Regions from separate parts of the Homo sapiens genome. Here region 1 is linked to region 2. Evidence: read pairs that join two places in POLR2A ChIA-PET (ENCODE). Cell type or tissue: GM12878. All regions are shown on one strand.

Region 1 (5,000 bases), 51 kb before region 2:
CTGTTGAATAGTTTTGCTTCTTTTTGAATAACATGTACATAGAATCATACCGTGTGTGTGCCTCTGGCTTCTTTAACTCAGCCTAATGCCTTTGCAGTTCAATCTGTGCTGTTGTATGTATGGAGTCCTTGATGTTGTATGTATGGAGTCCTTGCTGTTGTATGTATGGAGTCCTTGTTGTTGTATATATGGAGTCCTTGCTGTTGTATATATGGAGTCCTTGCTGTTGTATGTATGGAGTCCGTGCTGTTTTATGCATGGAGTCTGTGCTGTTGTATGTATTGAGTCCTTGCTGTTGTGTGTATCAAGAGTTAATTCCTTTTTGTTTCTGAGTAATATTCCCTTGTTTGCATGTGCCACAATTTGTTGAATCATTTTCCTGTTGAACATTTGGGAAATTTCCAGTTTGGGGCTATTATGAAAAAAAAAAGCTGAATATCCACGAACAAGTGTTTTGTGTGGATGTTTTCACTTCTGTTGGGGAAATATGTAGGAGTGGAATTGTTGGGTTTATGCTAAATACATGTTTACCTTTATAAGATACTGCTCAACTGTTTTCCAAAGTGTTTGTTCTATTTTACATTTCCAACAACAATGTATGAGAGTAGAGAGCTTCATTTTTTATAGGTAATAATCAGAGTTACTTTTTATTCAGCACCTACTGTTGTATTAATCTCTTCTAAACAAACTAACAACAATCTTATGAGGTAGGTGGAGTCACCCCCACGGTATAGAAGAATAAATTGAGATATTGAGTTTGGAGCAGTTATAAAAGAAACTTGCTAGGCCACCAAGCACTTGGAGCTTTGCAGGATATCTTGTAGTTTTACTGAACAGCAAAGCCTTCACTTTGGCTTTCTTGGTTCCTGAATCTTCTGTGTGCTGTGGTGGGTTTAAACTAAATTGAAGGGCTTCAACATGAAAAAGTTCAAAGGTAATTTATTCACCTTTGCCCCTTTCTCAAGCTTGTCTTCTTCTATTTCTATTCTTAAGTTCCTCCTTATAAGACATTCCCATGACACGCATTACAATTTCGAGGATCATTCCACACTGCTGCATTTTACAAATTCCCATCTTTGTGGTTTTCCTGTCTAAGAGGACTTTAAGAACTGATTTTCGGGATGTTTTCTTCGACATTGTGCTGACCAGGCTCATACTTGGCTTTCGGCCACCAGCATTCTAGCCTTAAACTCTGTATATAAATTTTGGGTGGTCATGATAATAACAGGATGACATTCCTTATTCAAGACATGCACATTGCGCAATAAGTTTTCTACAGGTCCAGTTTTTCTTTGACCTCCAGTCTGGGGGGTGTTAGTCTGACACACAACTACAGAAGCAGCTGATAATCATTGTTTATAAGAGTTGTCCTTTCAGTCTCCCTTCACGGCTGGGAAAAAGACTAATCTAAAAAAATGGATCATGATTTACATTATATTCTGAAAATTAAGAAATGAAAGTTGTGGGGAGCTAAGTGTTTGGGTGCCTAATGGCTAGTTATAAATCCTGGCACTATTAGCCTTTCTGATTTCGTGAAGGGAGATGATAGGCCAGTTCCATGGCCTCATCTAAAATAATGTCAATCTCCAGAAAAGCCTTTAAAACTAATCATTAGCTTAAAGGAGTGGTTCCCAACCTTGAGAGTGAATCAGAATAGCCTGGAGGGCTTGTCAAAATGCAGAGTCCTGGGCCCCATCCTCAAAGTTTCTGATTTAGTAAGTCTAGGGCAAGGCCTGAGAATCTGCTTTTGTAATAAGTTCCCAGGCAATGCTGATGCTGCTGGTCTGGGGACCACACTTGGAGAACCTTAAAAGATCATGTGGAGTACAATTTTTTTTTTTTTAATTTGAGTGGAGATGGCAGAAAAAAATTATACTAGTGTGATCTTTTGAGTATAAAATAAATTCAACAAATGTTTACTTACCTACCTATGTATTATGACCAAATCATAACTTACTTTCTTTAGGTGACTTGGAATATATTTGGGAGGACAGGCCAGAGGAATAAAAATAAGGATACAAGGTGACACAATGATTCTCAAAGTTTGTTTAAAAAGTTCCCATGCCCAGCTGCACACCAGACCCATTAAGTCAGTCTTGGTGTTGTGGTTTGGTTCTGTGTCCCCACCCCACCTACAGTTGACACTACAGAACAGGTGTCAACAGACTCAGCTTAAGTCTGTGATGTCTCAGGGAGCTGGCTAAGATGGATACCTGGCTGCTGGTGCCTGCAGGTTCTGGGAGGGAGGGGGGTGCTTTACAGGGGAGCCCAACATCGTAAACTAGGGAAAGGAAGGAAGAGAATTGGAGGGGATGAGTACTTATTTGCATTACAGGAGGATTCTTGGTTTAAAGTGGGTTTCACCATGGGGTTCCTTTAGATAGAGCCTCAAGTACTCTGAAGTGTTTGTTTTGCCTTTCCTTAATGAGGTATTTATTACCTCTCTGTAAATATGATACCTGCAGTTTTAGAACATAACAAATCCATCTATAACATTTGCAGCTCTTCAGCAGAACTGAGCATACAGTCACTGACGTTGATGGCATTTTTTCTAAGTAAAAACAAACAAACCTTGGAGCAAAATGTCAGAAGCCCTGGAGGAGGGAAGGTGGATGGCTAGAAGGGAGGCTCTAAGCAGCCCTTGATACTGCTGCAAGAGGCCCCAGGGTCAGAGTTGGGTGGGGCGGGACTTTCTATATTTCCGCAAATTTAAGCTCACCCCGGTGGGAGGCTCCTCCTCGTACAGTCCTTCATCTTCATGGCAGAAAGGCTGTTCTGCCCCTGCGCCCTCCCTGGCCTCTCTGGGGATCCCTGCAGCTGATGTATTGTGATGGAGCAGTGGACTTGGATGCTGCTGGTATTGATATAATCATTGTTAACAGTAGCAACAGTAATAACAGCTAATGTGGCATGCATGGTGCTCAGTGTCAATTAATCCTTATAGAGATCTTGATTTTACAAATGAGGAAACAAGGCTCAGTGAGGTTACCTAATGTGCCCGTGGTTCTGCAACGAATGTGTGATGAGCTAGAATCAGAACTCAGACTTGCCTTCTTCAATTCTTTACTCTTAAGGATTGTGGACAATACCAAAGGTCCCTCGGGTATGGCTTTGAGATTTGGTTGGCTGTGATCGGTCATTCAAGGACCCCAGCTTTGATGTTCTCTTTTTGATTGAGCCCTACTCTAGGGAGAATTTGGCTGCATGTTTTGGTGAATCATAGATGGTGGGGATGAGAATAGACTGAGTGGTTGAGCATTGTCTTATGCTGTGTTGTTTGCAATGCAGCTTGATATACTTTAGCTCAATTCATCCTTACAAGTCTAGAGATGTTTTTTGTTCTGCTTGACAAATAGGGAGCCTGACAAATAGGGTGGTCTTGTCTTACAGAGCCGCAGCTTGCACTGAGGTCTTCCGACTCCATGTGCCCTGTGTGTCTTGCTGCTGCCTGGGACCCACAGAGTCTCTGAGGGTCCGGAGCCACATTAAGGGTCATGCTGCCCATGACCTGTTGGTGACCACTTTCCTTAGGTATCAAGAACATGAGTGTTGGTCAATAACCCACTGGAGCGTAGTGCTGGCTTCTGTTGTTCCCAGCTTTAAAATAGGGCTAGGTTTGACCTCCAGCTCAGATTCAGAAGGCCAAGTCTGAGCTTGAGTATGTGTGGATGGCTGCCACTTAGTCCCAGTTTTGTAAGTGTGCCAATATCGGGACTTTTCCTGTGCTGAATATAGACTCCTCCTTTGCTGAAAATAGTATATGCGGTAGGGTAGGGAAACATTTTTCTTTCCTAGAAAATCGCTCCTTGCTCCTCTAGGTAACATTGACTTCTGTGAAACCATCTGTTTCTTCCAATATAATTTCCAGACTATTAGATTAAACAGTTTCTCCTGACCCACTTTTGGCTTCTGTTTCTTTTCACTGTTCATTAATAAATTGTGTAGCAGAGTTTTTATGGAGAGTGTGTGTGTGTCTATTTATTTAATTTCAGTTTAGGCAAAAGCAATTGTTGGATGCAGTGAAGTTATTTAACTTCCTACTTGTGTTTCATTTTTGTTTCCGGTTTCTATAATTGCTAAGAGTTGGTTTTTGTTTTTGAGATTCATGCAAGGAAGTCAATGGCATGAGTTATGAGTTGAGGTTCTGGCTGGGAGGTGTGTTAAAAACAGACCATGTTTTTAAACAGAAGATGCAAAGAGTAATAAGGAAATCGGTTCCCATAAAACATGTCTCAAAGTAGATAAATATGCTCTTACAGTTTGAAGAGATTTTCAAAAGATAAATGAGATAATATGTGTGACGTAGCTTTAAGTTTTTCTGAGCAAAGCTGTTATATTCATCTTTGGTATTGTTGCTTTTGATGTTGCGACCAAGTCTGCTATTAGCGTTAGTGTTATTGTTAAATATTCACTAATGGGAGTAATAAGATTAGATTTAAAAGGAAGGAAGGCATTCTTTACATTCCTTTGCATTCCTTTCTGAATGTAAAAACTCTTCATGCTGTTTTCCCAGCTACTCTAAATCCAGACCAAGAAGCAACACTACTCAGTCTTGTATGAAAATGGGCTCAGGTGTGTGTGTGTGTGTGTGTGTGTGTGTGTGTCTGTGTGTGTGTGTGCATGTGCATATGTGTGTAACCCAAGCAGTAAATTTCAGCAACTAAGCCTGCCTTCAGTAAAATGAAATTCCTTGCTGATGACTGTTATCTGTCAAAGCAAAACCAAATTATTTTTCTGCAGGGATTCATAAAAGCAGCCTTGAGGTAGTGGTAATAATTGTTATCTAATTTGGTTAAAGCGGAACAGAAAACAAGTTAATATTCTATGCACCCTACTAATTATTATTAGCAATATTGCGTTAAAGAATTTTAAGCTTTCTCTAATTTCACTGGGTCCACTGTCATTTTATAGTTTGACCATATTTCACCAATGCTTCAGAAGACAGGAGTCCTGTTGAATTTTATCTACGAAATATTTTCAAAAGCAAATCTGGTGTGAAA
Region 2 (5,000 bases):
GTGATTTGGAAAACGACAGGCTGCTTATAAAGTCTGTTTGAAGACAGTAAAAACTGGGACAAACTCATTTTAGCAGTGACCTAGAGGATCCTCCCCGAGGGCAAGGGAAGAGGGGTTTGGGCAGGGCTGAGTGGGCGTTGTGATGGGTCTTTGATGAGCCTCTCCTCTCTCCACTCCAGCGGAGCTCCCTGGGTCCTCAGCAGTGAGGCTGGCCTCCCTGCGTGACCTGCCCGCCCAGCTCCTGGAGCTGTACCAGCAGGGCTTCTCGCTGGCGGCCCTGCACCCCTTCGTGCAGCCCACCCATGAGCGGGAGAAGACGCCCCTGGAGCACATCTTTAGAGCCATCCTGATCAAGAAAACCGACAGGTAAGGCCTCCACGGGTGAATGGGTAGCATCCTGTTGCGGCTAAGTTATGCTCAATAGAGGAGGGGAAGTGAGAGGATGGGGTTGGGGGTTGAAATTTGCATGCTGTCCTCAGGGCCTCAGCCCTCAGACAGGTGAGGCAAACAGTTAGACAACCAGAGAGGTTTCTTTCCTAGCATCCTGCGATGAAAAACAAATGCATGTCCAACTGCAAGTAGAGAGTTCCATTTTACATTCTTTCCCTCTTTTAACTCACTGGATTAAACTCAGCTAGAAAAATGTCTCCTCAGAAGAAGCATATGCCCAGAATGATGTGGCTAGTAAAAGTGCAATACTTTTAAACTGAAAGGCATGACTGGAAAACAAATAATTTTGTTTAGAGGCTATAGACAAACTTAATGTCTTCCCGCAAAGTCTAGAAATACTTTAACATTTTGCGCCTACCATAAATTCTGTCAATCACTTGACAGTTAAAAAAATACAAAAAATAAACACCACCTAAATAAAATGCTATAATTGGTTTGGTCTTGATTTAGATTTTCAGGGCTTGGGGATGTTTTTCAGTTTGGCTTGCCCAGTTGAATGCTTATGCCTATATTTCAGTTGAGCCTAATTAAGAAAAGAGAAGTGGGGTTAGTCTTTCAAAAGGAACAATATTAATTTTTTTAAAAAAAAAAAACAGTGAGGATGGGATGGAGAGAGCAGTATGTTTTTCCTGCTTTCATAAAAATAAAAATTAAAATGAAGTCTGGGAAAGGAAATCAGATTTGTCTTTTGGCCAACTATCATAGAAGGAATGACAGCATGTGCCACATTTTAAAAAGGGAGTACAGAGCAGCTCCTCCTTGTTCTCTCCTTTTAAAGTCACTTTGCAGGTAGACAAAGCATTTGGCTGGTGTGCTCATAAGGGACAGCTGTGAGGCATGAGGTTGCGTGTCTAAGACTGACTCCTCTTTCCTTTCCTTTCCTTTATTTCTTCATGGTTGATCAAGCTCTGGGGCTCTTACTCTACATCAACACACATTACGTCAACACACATTAGAATTCAAAGTGAAAGGTGGTGCATGTTTTTGCTCGAACCCAGAATTCACACATGTTTTGGTAGGGCAAGACTTTTCTCAGTGTCTGCCTTTTATGTGTATTAGTTTGTCTTTCTCTCTCTCTCTCTTTTTTTTTTCTGTAGAAACAAGGTCTCGCTATGTTGCCTAGGCTGATCTTGAAATCCTGGCCTCAAGCGATCCTCCCACCTTGGCCTCCCAAACCACTGGGATTATGGGTGTGAGCCACTGAGCCTGGCTGCATATTGGTTTCTTTTCTTTTCTTTTTTATTTCCTTGAGATGGGGTCTCACTCTGTCACCCAGGCTGGAGCACAGTGGCATGATCTCAGCTCACTGCAACCTTTGCCTCTCAGGCTTAAGCCATCCTCCCACCTCAGCCTCCCAGGTAACTGGGACTACAGGTGCACGCCACCATGCCTGGCTAATTTTTTTATTTTGGGTAGAGACCGGGTTTCGCCATGTTGCCTAGACTGGTCTGGAACTTCTGGGCTCAAGAGAGTTTCCCACATAGGCCTCTCAAAGTGCTGGGATTAGAGGTGTGAGCCACCACGCCCAGTCCATTATTGGTTCCTTTAGGTTGATTGGCTGTTGATCATTATCTGGGTCAATCATGAGAAGATTGGGGGCCACAGTGGTTTTGAGTGACACTGACACATAGGATATGTATAATGACAGTAGCTTATATTTAGTGAGCACTCACTGTATGTGAGGCTTGATCATTATCATTTCATCTGTATCATATGGCTATGAAATAAGTGTCATCTTTGTTCCCATTTTAAAGGTGAGAAAACTGAGACACAAATGTTGAGTTGTCAAGGTCACACGGATGGCAGCAAGCAGAGTTCTGCCTTGCTCCCAGGAAGGCTGTCTCCCGTACCTGCATTCTTAATCCTGGCATGAAGCACGTGCTGAGTTCCTTTACCCACAATTCTTGTGGAGAACCACTTTAGGAAAAGAAAGTGGGGGAGGATATCTTTGATCTTCCATAAAGAAGTACTTTTATTACTCAACCTTTCCCCCATTTTACCCCTCAGTAGTCAGTAAGTAAATCAGAATTTCAGCAAGGAAACAAAACAGACAAATGAGTTGTATGGATTCTATAAGGCATCCACTGGGCTCCAGGGATTCTATTCTGCAGATTATCCGAGTGGCCTTAGTGTTTAAAGGAGACAAGTCCATTTGGGTCAGATCACTGGCACATCCTTCAGTGTGATCTGCCATAGGCGGTGACATGAGCTCAGGACTTGGCCTGAGCTTAACTCAAAAAGTGAAGGTGTATCTTTTTTTTTTTTTCTCCCTGCTGTGGAGCAACACTTCTCAAACTTTAATGTGCTTGTGAGTCTCCTGGGGATATGGTTAAAGAGCAGAGTCTGATATAGCAGGTCTCAGGGGAGGCCTGGGACTCTACATTTCTAACTTGTTTCCAGATGGGGCAGATGCTGATGGTCCGTGGCACGCACTTTGAGTAGCAAGTGTGTGGAGGACCTAATTCTTGCCTGGCTTCATGCCTGGCACTCAGCAACACTATTGGGGCTTGCCACTTTACTCCTAGGAGAGCTGTAAGCACCAGGCTAGGTAAGAAAGAACACAGAACTCGTGGCCAGGAGGCCTGCGTTCTAGGCTGCACTTGGCTACTAGTAAGCAGTGTCGTGCAAGGGGCACATCGATGGATCTTTCTCGGCCTCCGTATTCTAGCTGCTACAATGAGGGGCTGTTACTACATGATTTGCAAGGCTTGCACCAAACTCTAAGTTATCTGATGGGACAAGATGGGTGAGGAAGCCCGTCTTCAGAAATAAGAACCACCACTTTGGGGAATAGTGCATTATAAGCCAGCAGTGAAGCTGGGGGCTCAGTAGGGGTTGTTTACTTCCACTAACGTAGCATGAACAAATGAACTTACTTTCCAGAAGACAAAAATGAGCAAACTGTTGAGAGGAATGAGACTTTGTATGCAGGAGGGTTTTCAAGAAAGGGAAGTTGGCAGTCTCCTTGGGTTTGAGCTGACTTTCATCCAGAGTTCCTGAACTGCCTGCCTGATGAACTTAATGAACATTTCAACTCCTGGACAAGCAGATCCAGAGAAGGAAATTCCTTAGGTAACTTTGTGTTGAGTCTTTGGAACTGCCTTTTTTAAAAAAATGCAAAAGTTTGATAATTTATCATGTAAAATGAGGCAAAAATGATCAAGAGGATCATCCCCACTTCTAGCCCCAATGGTATTAGGTGGGAGGAGTGGTGGAGGTTGGAAGCAGTCATTGTAAAATATAATTTTAAAGTACAGGAATTTTCTCTCCTAGCAAATGCAATAACTGCATTTTTTTTGTATTATGGGGAAAAGACTCCAACGATCTTAAAAATAAGCAAACAAAAAAACATCAAGGCCAGGTGCAGTGGCTCACACCTATAATCCCAGCACTTTGGGAGACCAAGGCAGAAGATTCTCTTGAGCTCAGAAGTTCCAGACCAGCCTGGGCAAAGTAGAGAGACCTAGTAGCTACTAAAAATTTTAAAAATTAGCTGGGTGTAGTGGCGCACGCCTGTAGTCCCAGCTACCCGGGAGGCTGAGGTGGGAGGATTACTTGAGCCCACGAGCTGGAGGCTCCTGGGATGTGACTGTGTTATTGCACTTCAGCCTGGGTGACAGAATGAGATCCTGTCTCAAGAAACAACAACAACAAAAAAAAAACGGACTTTTTCTTTATCAATAGGGAGTTTAAGTAGTAAAAACAAAACAAAGGAAGACTTTTGTGATTAATTTTTAATTCAGACAGTTAAAGTGATACTTTTCACAAAGTCTGCCAAAGTTCTGACAGTTATAGATGCTGTTAAATGAAATGAGTTAGCTTTTAAAAGAGAAAGAAATACTTGGTTAATATTTTTCAAGTGGAGCACATTGAAAGAGATGTAGATACACATTCTAGATTATTGTTGACCCAAGTGAACTTCATTACCAAGAATCACCATGAGATGACTCTGTGAAACTTCGATATCAACCTAATGTGTTTGGAGGGTTCACATAAAATTTTTAACAAATAACTGGGCTTTGGGATATGCCAGAAACACCAGACGGAACCCCTCAAGCCTGCATTTATCCCCTCACTCATTCACTAACACTTGCTGAGTGAGTACTCTTTTCAGAGTATTGTGCTAGGAGCTCTATGTGGTGGGAAGTTAGAGAGTGCAAATGCCAGGCTCAGTTGAATGTGGAGCCTGCCTTCCAAGCACTTGCAGTCTAATTAAGTAAATGAGATATGTGCCTCATGCCACAGGAGTTTGGGAGAAGGAGATGCCACCTCTCACTGGAAGGGAAACCAAGGAAATGTTTCTGGAGGGGCAGCTTTTAACTTGGGCCTGATTTCTTTTGGGCAAACATGGGGAGTAATGAGCATGAGGCAGGAAGAGTTTATTTAAATCTCCTAATGAAATGTTTTCTAGTAGTATTTGAGTAATTGGAGAGCATCGTTGACAGTCTAACTAAATTATTAATGAGTCATTCCAAAAGTAGTTCTCAAGTGCAGTAACATTCCTCTGAGCTCACTGCCATTTTGACAGATTTCACTTACATCCCTGAAAA

The links. Peaks named below come from ENCODE experiments on the same cell type or tissue, not always from the same donor. Only the 100,000 strongest peaks of a DNase experiment are listed, where the experiment ranks them.
Region 1: POLR2A ChIA-PET joins it to region 2 with 13 read pairs; 4 of 35 experiments call an interaction of 5 or more read pairs at or near these places.

What each region holds. Positions count from the first base shown.
Region 1 is chr3:16,480,603-16,485,602 of GRCh38, reverse strand. The region is part of intron 2 of RFTN1 (raftlin, lipid raft linker 1); the gene reads left to right. LOC124906219 (a long non-coding RNA gene) reads right to left here. Exons shown (of 3, transcript XR_007095839.1): 3 at 1-5,000. Among named protein-coding and RNA genes, the nearest start is that of RFTN1, 31 kb to the left of the region's middle. RefSeq lists an enhancer at 2,071-2,923. In GM12878, no CTCF peak of the experiment used is centred here; no DNase peak of the experiment used is centred here; H3K27ac peaks cover 883 bases.
Region 2 is chr3:16,429,217-16,434,216 of GRCh38, reverse strand. RFTN1 (raftlin, lipid raft linker 1) reads left to right here. Exons shown (of 10, transcript NM_015150.2): 3 at 180-366. Among named protein-coding and RNA genes, the nearest start is that of RFTN1, 82 kb to the left of the region's middle. RefSeq lists a silencer at 363-492. In GM12878, no CTCF peak of the experiment used is centred here; DNase peaks (open chromatin) are centred at 416, 1,360 and 2,856; H3K27ac peaks cover 2,620 bases.